Linked DNA regions of Homo sapiens: region 1 is linked to region 2. A link is a contact called in ENCODE Hi-C data. All regions are on one chromosome and are shown on one strand. The core of a region is the stretch at or near the end of the contact, and the rest is flanking DNA. Distances in the headings are between cores, read along the strand shown.

Region 1 (5,089 bases), core at 1,662-4,161, 630 kb after region 2:
AATACAAAAATTTAGCCAGGCATGGTGGCTGGCACCTGTAATCTTAGCTACTTGGGAGGCTGAGGCAGAGAATTGCTTGAACCCAGGAGGCAGAGGTTGCAGTGAGCCAAGATCACACCACTGCACTCCAGCCTGGGCTACAGAGTGAGACTCTGTCTCCAAAAACAAAACAAAACAAAAAGAAGATGCACAGAAGAAAGCAAGCCCAGTGTATTAGTCTGTTCTCACGCTGCTAATAAAGACATACCTGAGACTGGGTAATTTATATGGAAAGAGGTTTAATGGACTCACAGTTCCACATGGCTGGGGAGGCCTCACAATCATGGCAGAAGGCAAAGGAGGAGCAAAGTCACGTGTTACATGGCAGAAGGCAAAAGAGCATGTGTGGAGGATCTCTCCTTTATAAAACTGTCAGATCTCATGGGACTTATTCACTATCATGAGAATAGCACAGGAAAGGCCTGCCCCCATGAATCAATTACCTCCCACCGAGTCCCTTCCATGACACATGGGATTTGGGTGGGGACACAGCCAAAGCATATCACCTAGGTCGATGACAGAAGCAGCAGAGGTGCCTAGGACAGAACACATCACTCCTTCTGCCACAAGCATGTGCTGGAAATGCCTCCAGTCAAGTATCCTTAGAACAATCGTTTTCCCAGCTATTTAAACTCCACTGAAGTCAAGCACCAGCTTATTCCAGGCCAGGCTTTGCCTGCTAATTAACAATTCACCTGCTGGTTACTAGTTCCCACAGGGCCTCAAGTGAGACCAAATCCCCCAGCTGGAAGGTCCTCTTTTTTTTTCCAGCACTGCTAATTCAGCTCTGTTGCCCATCTCAAGCCTGGCTGAGAAGTTGTTCCCCTGCAGCCCCCTTAGTTGCCCCAGGGATTCTAGATGCCCTCTATATTCAAGCCAACATTCATCGTCTGTCAACAGGTGGTGGACATGTACTTTTATGATTGTACTCAGGTTCCTCTGAGTTTTGTTTTTTCAACCCAGACATTAAGAAATCCTTATTTCCTATAGAGGATTTAAGAAATAGAAAAATGGCATGAACCTGGGAGGCGGAGCTTGCAGTGAGCCAAGATCACACCACTGCACTCCAGCCTGAGTGACAGAGCGAGACTCCATCTCAAAAAAAAAAAAAAAAAGAAAGAAATAGAAAAATGAAATTAAAAAAAAAGATAAAAGACATTAAGAAATCCAGAAGCAGAAACACAACTTCTCCAGTATTTTCCAAGCCTGGCTATGGATCAAATTCACCCAAGCACCTTAAAAGAATATACAGATACAGAAAGGATTCTGCAGCAGAGAACCACGTTAAACATTACTTGGATGCCATCAGCAAAATGCAGACTCTGGAAAAAAAGAAAAAAGAGAGAGAGAGAGATGAAGGAAGATGAAGGGAGAACTTGTACATTAAAAGAGACTTAAGAAACGTAACAACCAATGGGATGTTTGAACTTAGTTGGTTCCCATTTCAAAAAACACAAGGTAAAAACAGACAAATGAAAAAAGAAAATTTGGGACATTTGAGAGACAGTTAAAATTTTGAACACTGGCTATATGATGATATTAAAGACTTTTTATTATTTCTGTTTAGATGTAATAATGGTATTGTGGTTATATTTTGAAAAGATTTCATATCTTGAAGAGAAATGTACTGAAATATTTTTGGCTAAAATGATGTGTCTAGGAATTGCTTCAATATGGAGGAGAGCGAGTGGAAATCCAGACGAAGCAGGAATGGCCATCAGTCGATGATTTTTACAGCTGGATGTTAGGTTCATGGAGGAAAGTGGGGTTCATTATACTTTTTGTTCTACTTCAGTATATGTTTGAAATTTTCTGTAATAAAAGTTTAATCTCCCCAGTTTTGTGAACTATTCTATTTATTTTATCCTCATCCTTTAACACACCTATGTACACGGAACTTCCTGTGTAAAATGTTTATTGAGTGTTTATTCCCCAGAGGAGAAGCAAAGAGGAAGTAAGAGTAGGATATTTTTGAACTATGTACAAATACAACCAGTTTCAGACCCTTTTATATGATCTATACTCATTCTAGACTGAGCCACATAGAAGAGCTGTTCCTGAAGTCAGATCAGCCTGGTTACCTCTAAAAGACCAAAAGACTAAACTAAAACAGCCTTTTTTTTCTTCTGTGGAAGCGTACATGTGTGTTTGCATGTGTACGTGTACCGAACAGCTGTCATGGACCTTTGTGCAGGCTGTGCACTGCACAAGTTTGTCACATCTAAGGGGGCATGCTTCACCTCATCAACACATTGCAGATCTATATATTTATTGTGACAACAGTCTTGTAAGTGGCAGCAAAATGTCTTCTTCTAACAAAATTGGTATTTTTGATAACTTTCCAAAAGATGGAAGCAAAAATATCTTAAAGTAGGGACTTCTTTTCTAATTATGTACTTATGGTATGGGCTAGCAGTGGACCTGAACTGACTGTCTTGCCTGAGTTTGAATCTCTTCCCCCAAACTCACTCACTGAGTTTGTTATTTAATAGCCTTGAGTTCAAGTTTCTTCATCTGTAAAATGGGATGATAATATTATGTACCCTGAGAGCACTGTTCAGAGCATTAAATGCATATAGACAGTATCTGGCCCATAGGAAGCCTTCAAAAAGTGTTAGAGATTAGCTATTACCATATCTGTTCACCCATATCAAATTTTATAGGTGTCGGTATGTTGCGTTATTCATAAACTCAACTAATAAATTTTGCAGTGGACTGAAAAAAGACTGTCTCCACTATTTCATGAATCCAAACTATTTTAAAAAGAGGATTTTCCCCTAACCATCAGTTCTGAAAAATGCAAGGAAGCTCAAGCTCCAGGTAAGCAGCCAGGGTTTCTAAGCCTCTCTGCGCACAGAAGCTGTGTGCATATGCTAATGAGGAACCTTTGAAGAAAAGTGCTGGGGTTTTTCCAACGCTCTAACTACTTGGCCAGTAAGCCTTTAATGATGGGAAAAGACCCAGTGGGAGTTGCCAGCCACAAAAGGGGTTTTACCTCACAGGCAGAATAGTCAAAATGCTTCAAGACGTTAAAAGCCTATTTTTAAAAGGAAAGAACACAGAGTATGTCTTTAACTTGATGTTAAAAATAAACTCAGCCGCCTCCTCTGCGTTTCCCACCCTCTCCCACTGTCCTTCCGTCCCCTGCACTGCCCTAAAGGAAAGAAAGAGTGCTTTTGTTTCATTTTTATTTTTCTCATGAGCTTTTCTTTCATTATTATTTGTTTACTCTTAGCCAAACTTGTTTTTCCGTTCACAAAACAAGTTGCATTTTTCTCTTAAAAATTCCTCGGGGATTCCCAGGAAGCAAGACGGATTATCAATTAGAACTAGCCCGTGTCAGGATGAGTAAAAGATTCGCGCGGAGATAAGCAAAGTGGAGCCCTTACGGCGTCCCTTGTGCCCAGAAAGTATCTGCAGGGGACGTTGTTCAAGCAAGGGGGCCTTTTATTTATTTTTTATTTTTTTATTTTATGTATGTATGTATTTATTTATTTTTGAGATGGAGTTTCACTTTTGTTGCCCAGACTGGAGTGCAATGGCGCGATCTCGGCTTACTGCAACCTCTGCCTCCCGGGTTCAAGTTCTTCTCCTGCCTCAGCCTCCCAAGTAGCTGGAATTACAGGCATGCACCACCACGCCCGGCTAGTTTTGTATTTTTAATAGAGACGGGGTTTCTCCATGTTGGTCAGGCTGGTCTCAAACTCCCGACCCCCACGATCCTCCTGCCTCAGCCTCCCAAAGTGCTGGGATTTGAATGCTTTTTCATATTGGGGTTTAAGTACAGACACTTCCTGAGGCATGACTAGACATAGCAACACTACTTTGCTGAGCTGCCTTCAATAAATTCCATTAAGCAGCCATAAAATTCCAATAGATCAGATGTGCCAGTTTTTGTTCATGAAAAAGCTAATCTGTGTAGCAGAAAAGCTGCCAGCTGGAGTGGAAAAGCTGGATTTCTTATTGTATATTGATGGCGGAGGGATTTCAAGACCCCAGTGGAAGCCAAAGTTGTTGAAAGACAAGGAGACCCAGGCCTGTGCATAGTACTATGATTTCACTGGAGGGAAATATAAGAGATGAAGGGGTGGCTGAAGGCTTGAGACCCTGTTTACTTAAAAATATTAAAAAAAAAAAAAAAAGAAAGCCCTTAGGCAATATAAGATAAAGGAAAAAACAGCAAAAATCATTTTAAGAAATAAAATTCTGCCAGTGTGGTGGTAAACACCTGTAATCCCAGCACTTTGGGAGGCCAAGGCGGAAGGATCACTTGAGCCCAGGAGTATGAGACCAGCCTGGGCAGCATGGTGAAACCCCGTCTCTACAAAGATACAAAAGCTAGCTGAATGTGGTGGCATGCACCTGTAGTACCAGATACTCTGAGGGAGTGGGGGAGGCTGAGGCGGGGGATGGCTTGAGCAGGGTAGAGAGAGACCTGGAAGGAAGGAAGGAAGGAAGGAAGGAAGGAAGGAAGGAAGGAGAGAAAGAGAGAAAGAAAGGAAGGAGGGAGGGAGAGAGGGGAGGAAGGAAGGAGAGAGAAAGAGAGGAAGGAAGGAAGGAGGGAGGGAGGGAAGAAAGGAAGGGGAGGGAGGGAGGGAAAGGAAGGAGGGAAAAGGAAAGAAAAGAAGAAAAGAAAGAAAAAGCTCTAGCTGGGTGTGGTGGCTTGTGTCTGTAGTCCAGATATTGGGCAGGCTGAAGCAGGAGGATTGCTGGAGCCCAGGAGTTTGAGGCCAACCTGGGCAAAGTAGCAAGACCCCATCTCTTTAGAAAATTAGAAAACAAAGTTCCTGTCTAGGGTTGGCCTCTAACTTGCAGCATGACCTCAGTCCAGTGATTTTCTTCCCTACAATTTCTTTTTCACAAAATCAGATCCCTCTCTTCTTGAATCTGTTCTTTAATAGGAATATATAATTGATAAATTACATATAATTGAAAACAAGATATTACATCAGAGCGCTTAATAAGTGAAAATCACAGTACAAACGCATGCTTAAACACTGTTGAAATTTAATGAAGTAATTTTGACACATGTCTAGAAAGTCAGAAGGGA
Region 2 (5,086 bases), core at 1,094-3,593:
CGTAGGCCATGCCCATGTATGGAAACAAACACAGCCACAGATGTCTAGGTCTATTAGCCACAACAAAATAAACCCTGAAAACTAAGCTACCTCTCTGTGAATATACCAGCTTCCCTTCATGCACAGCATCATGTACGGATCTGAAATCCGTACATGTCTAGCCAGCCTGGCCAACACAGTGAAATCCTGTCTCTACTAAAAATACCAAAAAAAAAAAAAAAGAAAAAAAAAATAGCCAGGCATACTGGTGGGCGCCTGTAATCCCAGCTGCTCAGGAGGCTGAGGCAGGAGAATCGCTTGAACCTGGGAGGCGGAGGTTGCAGTGAGCCGAGATCACACCATTGCACTCTAGCCTGGGTGACACAGTGAGACTCTGTCTCAAAAAAAAAAAAAAAAAAAAGAAATGTCTAAACTCTATCCAGTAAGTGCAAATTCTAAGGTAGTGGCTATCTTTAAGGAGGGGAGGCCAGAGATGGGGTGGAAGGACAGAGGAAGAATATGAAAAGAAATGCAAGTCATTGAAACTATTATGGTACTTAGGTTGGGTGGTGGTTTCACAGGTGATCATTATATTATCAGACTTCATAATGTACATGTATTTTAGTGTCATGTTTACTATGCATCAATTTTATACAAAATATTAAACAAAGCCAAAAAAAAGAATCCTCTGGCCCAGTTTAAAAGACCATGAGTATTTAATTAACAATTCCTGACCAGGCACAGTGGCTCACACCTGTGATCTCAGCACTTTGGGAGACCGAGGTGGGTGGATCACGAGATCAGGAGTTCAAGACCAGCCTGGCCAAGATGGTGAAACCCCATCTCTACTAAAAGTACAAAAATTAGCCAGGTGTCGTGGTGGGTGCCTGTAATCCCAGCTACTCAGGAGGCTGAGGCGGAGAATTGCCTGAACCTGAGAGAGAGAGGTTGCAGTGAGCCGAGATCATACCACTGCACTCCATCCTGGGCGACAGAGCAAGACTCCATCTCAAAACAAACAAAAAAAAATTCCTATTCCCTCTACCCTGTATTCACTGTTCACTGTACTCTACCCTACAGTGAACAAAAGGTACCTAAGCCAGGACATGCCCCTGAATCTTTTATCCTGATAATCATATTTTCCTAGGCACAAGGCCTGAGAGTTAACAAACCTGATTTTTTGATAGTATTTGTCCTGGAAAATAAAACAAAATGTCTTTCTTTAAGGGATAGTCTTCCTTTTGTCAAAGTGTCAAGGGGGAAAAAAGGGGAAATTTTAAAAGCAGCCTATTTCATTGTCACCACTTCATAAACACTGCACTAAAGGGCAAGAGCCACGCTTTATTCCTCTTGCAAAATCCCAAAGCACCCAGTACAAGGACCTGCACTTAGTAGGCGGACAATTGACATTTGTTAATCAATGTATGAATGATGAGCCAAGTCTCATAGCTTCCATGGAGAATCTTAAATGTCACTCCTTTTGAAATGCGACCATGCTTCTCAACCTACTAAAAATTTCTTAATGAACCACCCACAGACACAGTCTTGTGTGAATATCTCCTGTGTTCCCCAAATCCTTTGTGACCTATGGACACAATTGCTAAACGTGAGTCATGCTTCTATCACTCCCACACAATGGGTATTTTTAATGCTACAGCATTTCCTGAAGTCAAGCGCTCAGGAAATGGTTTTTGCAATAATGACCTCAGCCTCCCCATATTCCCCCCACCCCCCATCACAGAATCCAAGAATAACTGAACAGGTGTCCAAATACCCAGAATTACCCAAGAAACCTCACAACCTGTCTTCTGTTTTCTATCAAAGTCATGAGGTTAACCTCTTGTCCTTTGGAGTTCGAAGGAATGTGTCCAAGAACTGAACACAACCATATCTGTCCTTTATTTATATTGAGACACAGTTTATTTCCAAGACTGTCAATGGTCTCCAGACCCCAGAACTAAATCTGTATACCATCATGGCTAAAAGTATGAGTTCTGGAATTCAAAAGCCTTAGAGACTGAATTCTGACTCTGCCACTAAGTATGTGGCTTCAGCCAAGTCATTTAGCCTTTCAGAGCCTCAATATTCTCACCTGTAAAGTGGAAATAATGGAAGAAACTATTTCTTGGAATGTGTGAAAATCACTCACGTAAACTGCTGATCTCCAGGCCTGATACACAGCAAAATGCCTAGTACTTGCTAATTGTTATTGCGTCAAGTTTCCCCAGATTGAACCTTAGGTCTGGTCAGTTTCTCCTGGACAGCAGTCATTTTGACAGCTTAGGATCTTTAGGTGCCCACATACCTTCAGAACCTCAACCCATTCTTGGGAGCACTGTCTGACCACCCTCTGAGGACCAGAAGCAGGAAGAGAGATCAGATGGTGAGAGGATAAGGACTGTTGATACCCAAGGGAGGTTGTAAAACCACTTGGGCACACCCAAGTTCAAAACAAAGAAGCCATCACACGAGGGTGAGAGAAGAGGTATTTACTCAGTGAGGCCCCTTCCAACCCTCATGGTAAAAGTCTACACTTGTTTAGAAAAGAGTATGTCTGTTTTATGATTTTATTTTTTAAAAAGGGAAACTCAACAACAAAAATGATGATGAAAATGACAATCTGACTATGGAAAACAGGCTCCTGCTATTCTCATCAGACCATCTGACAAACTACCCAAGGGAGTTTCCGAGGCCTCCCAAACAGTAACAGCAGAGCAGCCACTCAAGAGGATGCCCCGGGGAGCCGCCAAACTGCAATTGCCCTGGAAATCAGATTCGAACAGCTCAGACATGAGGGCAAAGGGCGGGATGCATGCATCCCTAAGCACCAGCCCTTCAGCCCAGCAGAGGGGCACAGACAAAGCTGCCCCGGAAGAATTGTTTGGGAGGTGCAGATACAAAGAATAAGATCCTGCTGGCAGCGCTGGGAAACACAGCAGCAGTCGGCACACGCTGGCCCTGGCAGTCAGCAACCGCCTGGCTCAGGCTGAGCAAAACCTTTCTGTGAATATGGCGTGAAAGCAGATCTCTCAGAGGCTCATGCTCCCTGAAGGTGAAAGATCAACAACAAAAAAGGCATTAACCCCTCTCCTAAATGATATTTCATGGCCATCAAAATCCCATCAAAGGAGCAGCTCATGTTCATAAGCCTGGGGGAGATGCTCCCAGCAATTTAGACACATTGGCAGCCCCAGGGAGGAGGACATAGCCTATGGGGACTCTCTATGTGTGAAGGGCAGCAGTTTGCATAACAAATGTTCCATGCACAATCTTGGAACATTGGCATAATTCTTTCTGGACCCAATAATGATAATTACTCTCTGTCCTAATTAAGGAGAAAATAAAGAAGCTAATACTTTTATAAATCAACAAGTAGGATTAGTATGATGTACAAAGCGCCCTTGAGTTTGCTTCAGGAGACTTCCTCCTCTGTGTGACCACAAGTATATCACATCGGCCACCTGGGCTTTTGTTTCCTTATCCATAAATCCTTTCTTTAAGGGGACATCTTATGGGTTCCTTTGAATGCTCCTATCCTAATTTATTCTTCTTTTCCTTTAAAAATGTTTGGTAAAGGCTTAGCATGCATGCAGTAAAATACACAGCATGATGTGTAGTATTCTTACTTAGAATTTTATGCCTTTCAAAGGGCGAAAGATGGTGATCAGGTGATATTGATTCTCTCCTTGTATAGCTTCAAAGATCGTGTTATAGATGAGAAACTAGATATTCAAAGGCACAGAGAACATGTCATCCGTATCACTCAGATTAGAACTTCCAAGTGCTCACTCATGATATGTAGTCTGGTGAGCCAGGCCTCAGAGTGTCCTACTGTGGGCTCATGGAGCAGTTCTTCAGGATGTGGACAACATTGCTTGGACCAGGGACAGGAGAGAAAAAAAAGTGATAGGCTGAGAAGAAATTTTTATGTGACATGCAAATACTTAGAAAAGATGAATGCTAGTACATCGGGAAATTTATAATTTCTTTTGACATTCAGGATTTGCCATAATTTAATAGTTCTTACCTGTTGGATGCTTACTATGTGCCAAGCATTGCACATTAACATGTATTATCCTGTTTAATCTTCAAAATAACCTATGAGGTGGACAATTTTATTACCCCATTTTACAGAAGAGGAACAAGAGTTTCAGGGAAATTAAGCTAATTTTCCCAAGTTACTGATAGAATGTGGCAGAGCTAGGTCTTGAACCCAAGCCCACAAAATTGACCGTGCCATTATTCAGTTTCTCACAAGCACTTCCACCTTACTCTGCAATGAAGGCACCACCACCCCCCAGGAAAAGGCACTACCCCAGCCAGATGGTACACTTCATCCCCACTTCTGCTGTTCAGGCTTGAACTTGGCATGGTCTTCACCTTTCATTCTGCCATCCAAATCCATCCCTCAAGACCTAAGTCGAATACTATCTTCTCCTCGCCATTGCCTTCTACCCTGAAAGTTCTGTACTCTGAATCAGTTTAAAAGGTGTTATCTGTTCCATCCATCTGGGGTCTTCATCATTTCCTTAAATATGTACATTATCCATTCCTTCAATAACATACATATTCAGTGTGCTTTCTCCTCAAATAATTGCCAGATACTAGAAGTCAGAAACCATGTTGTCTATTTCTTTTGTATCTCTGAAAGAATCATAGTACAAAATTTATAAATGAAATCATGTAGCTCTGTGCTATATGAAAATTATATCATATGACATTACAGCCACCCTGTATTTGTTGACTAAATTGTCCTTTCTGTTTAATTCCCAAGCATTTGAGCCACTCTGCCCCAGATTGAATTGCCTTGCCTTTTTTTTTTTTTTTTTTTAAGATGGAGTCTCACTCTGTCACCCAGGCTAGTGTGCTCACTGCAACCTCTGCCTCCGGGTTCAAGTGATTCTCCTGAGACTTAGTCTCCCAAGTAACTGGGACTACAGGCAACTGCCACCACACCCGGCTAATTTTTTGTATTTTTAGTAGAGATGGGGTTTCACCATGTTAGCCAGGATGGTCTTGATCTCCTGACCTTGTGATCTGCCCACCTCAGCCTCCCAAAGTGCTGGGATTACAGGCATGAGCCACCGCGCTCGGCCTGAATTGCTAT

The links. A loop is a pair of places that touch in the nucleus more often than their neighbours do. Pooled maps may share reads with other maps.
Region 1: a loop to region 2 is called in a pooled map, with 4 times the contacts of the local background. The contact joins two enhancer-like sites. A Hi-C loop is called at or near these places in 2 of 50 pooled maps.

The regions. Positions count from the first base shown.
Region 1 is chr12:93,165,005-93,170,093 of GRCh38, forward strand. All of the region lies in intron 3 of LOC643339 (a long non-coding RNA gene), which reads right to left. Among named protein-coding and RNA genes, the nearest start is that of LINC02412, 6.8 kb to the right of the region's middle. RefSeq lists an enhancer at 2,687-3,236. Within about 2 kb of position 2,912, at least 8 of the 41 ENCODE cell types and tissues checked have a DNase peak (open chromatin) inside an H3K27ac peak, as active enhancers do.
Region 2 is chr12:92,537,793-92,542,878 of GRCh38, forward strand. No RefSeq gene overlaps it. Among named protein-coding and RNA genes, the nearest start is that of LINC02397, 74 kb to the left of the region's middle. RefSeq lists an enhancer at 1,307-1,356. Within about 2 kb of position 2,344, at least 19 of the 41 ENCODE cell types and tissues checked have a DNase peak (open chromatin) inside an H3K27ac peak, as active enhancers do.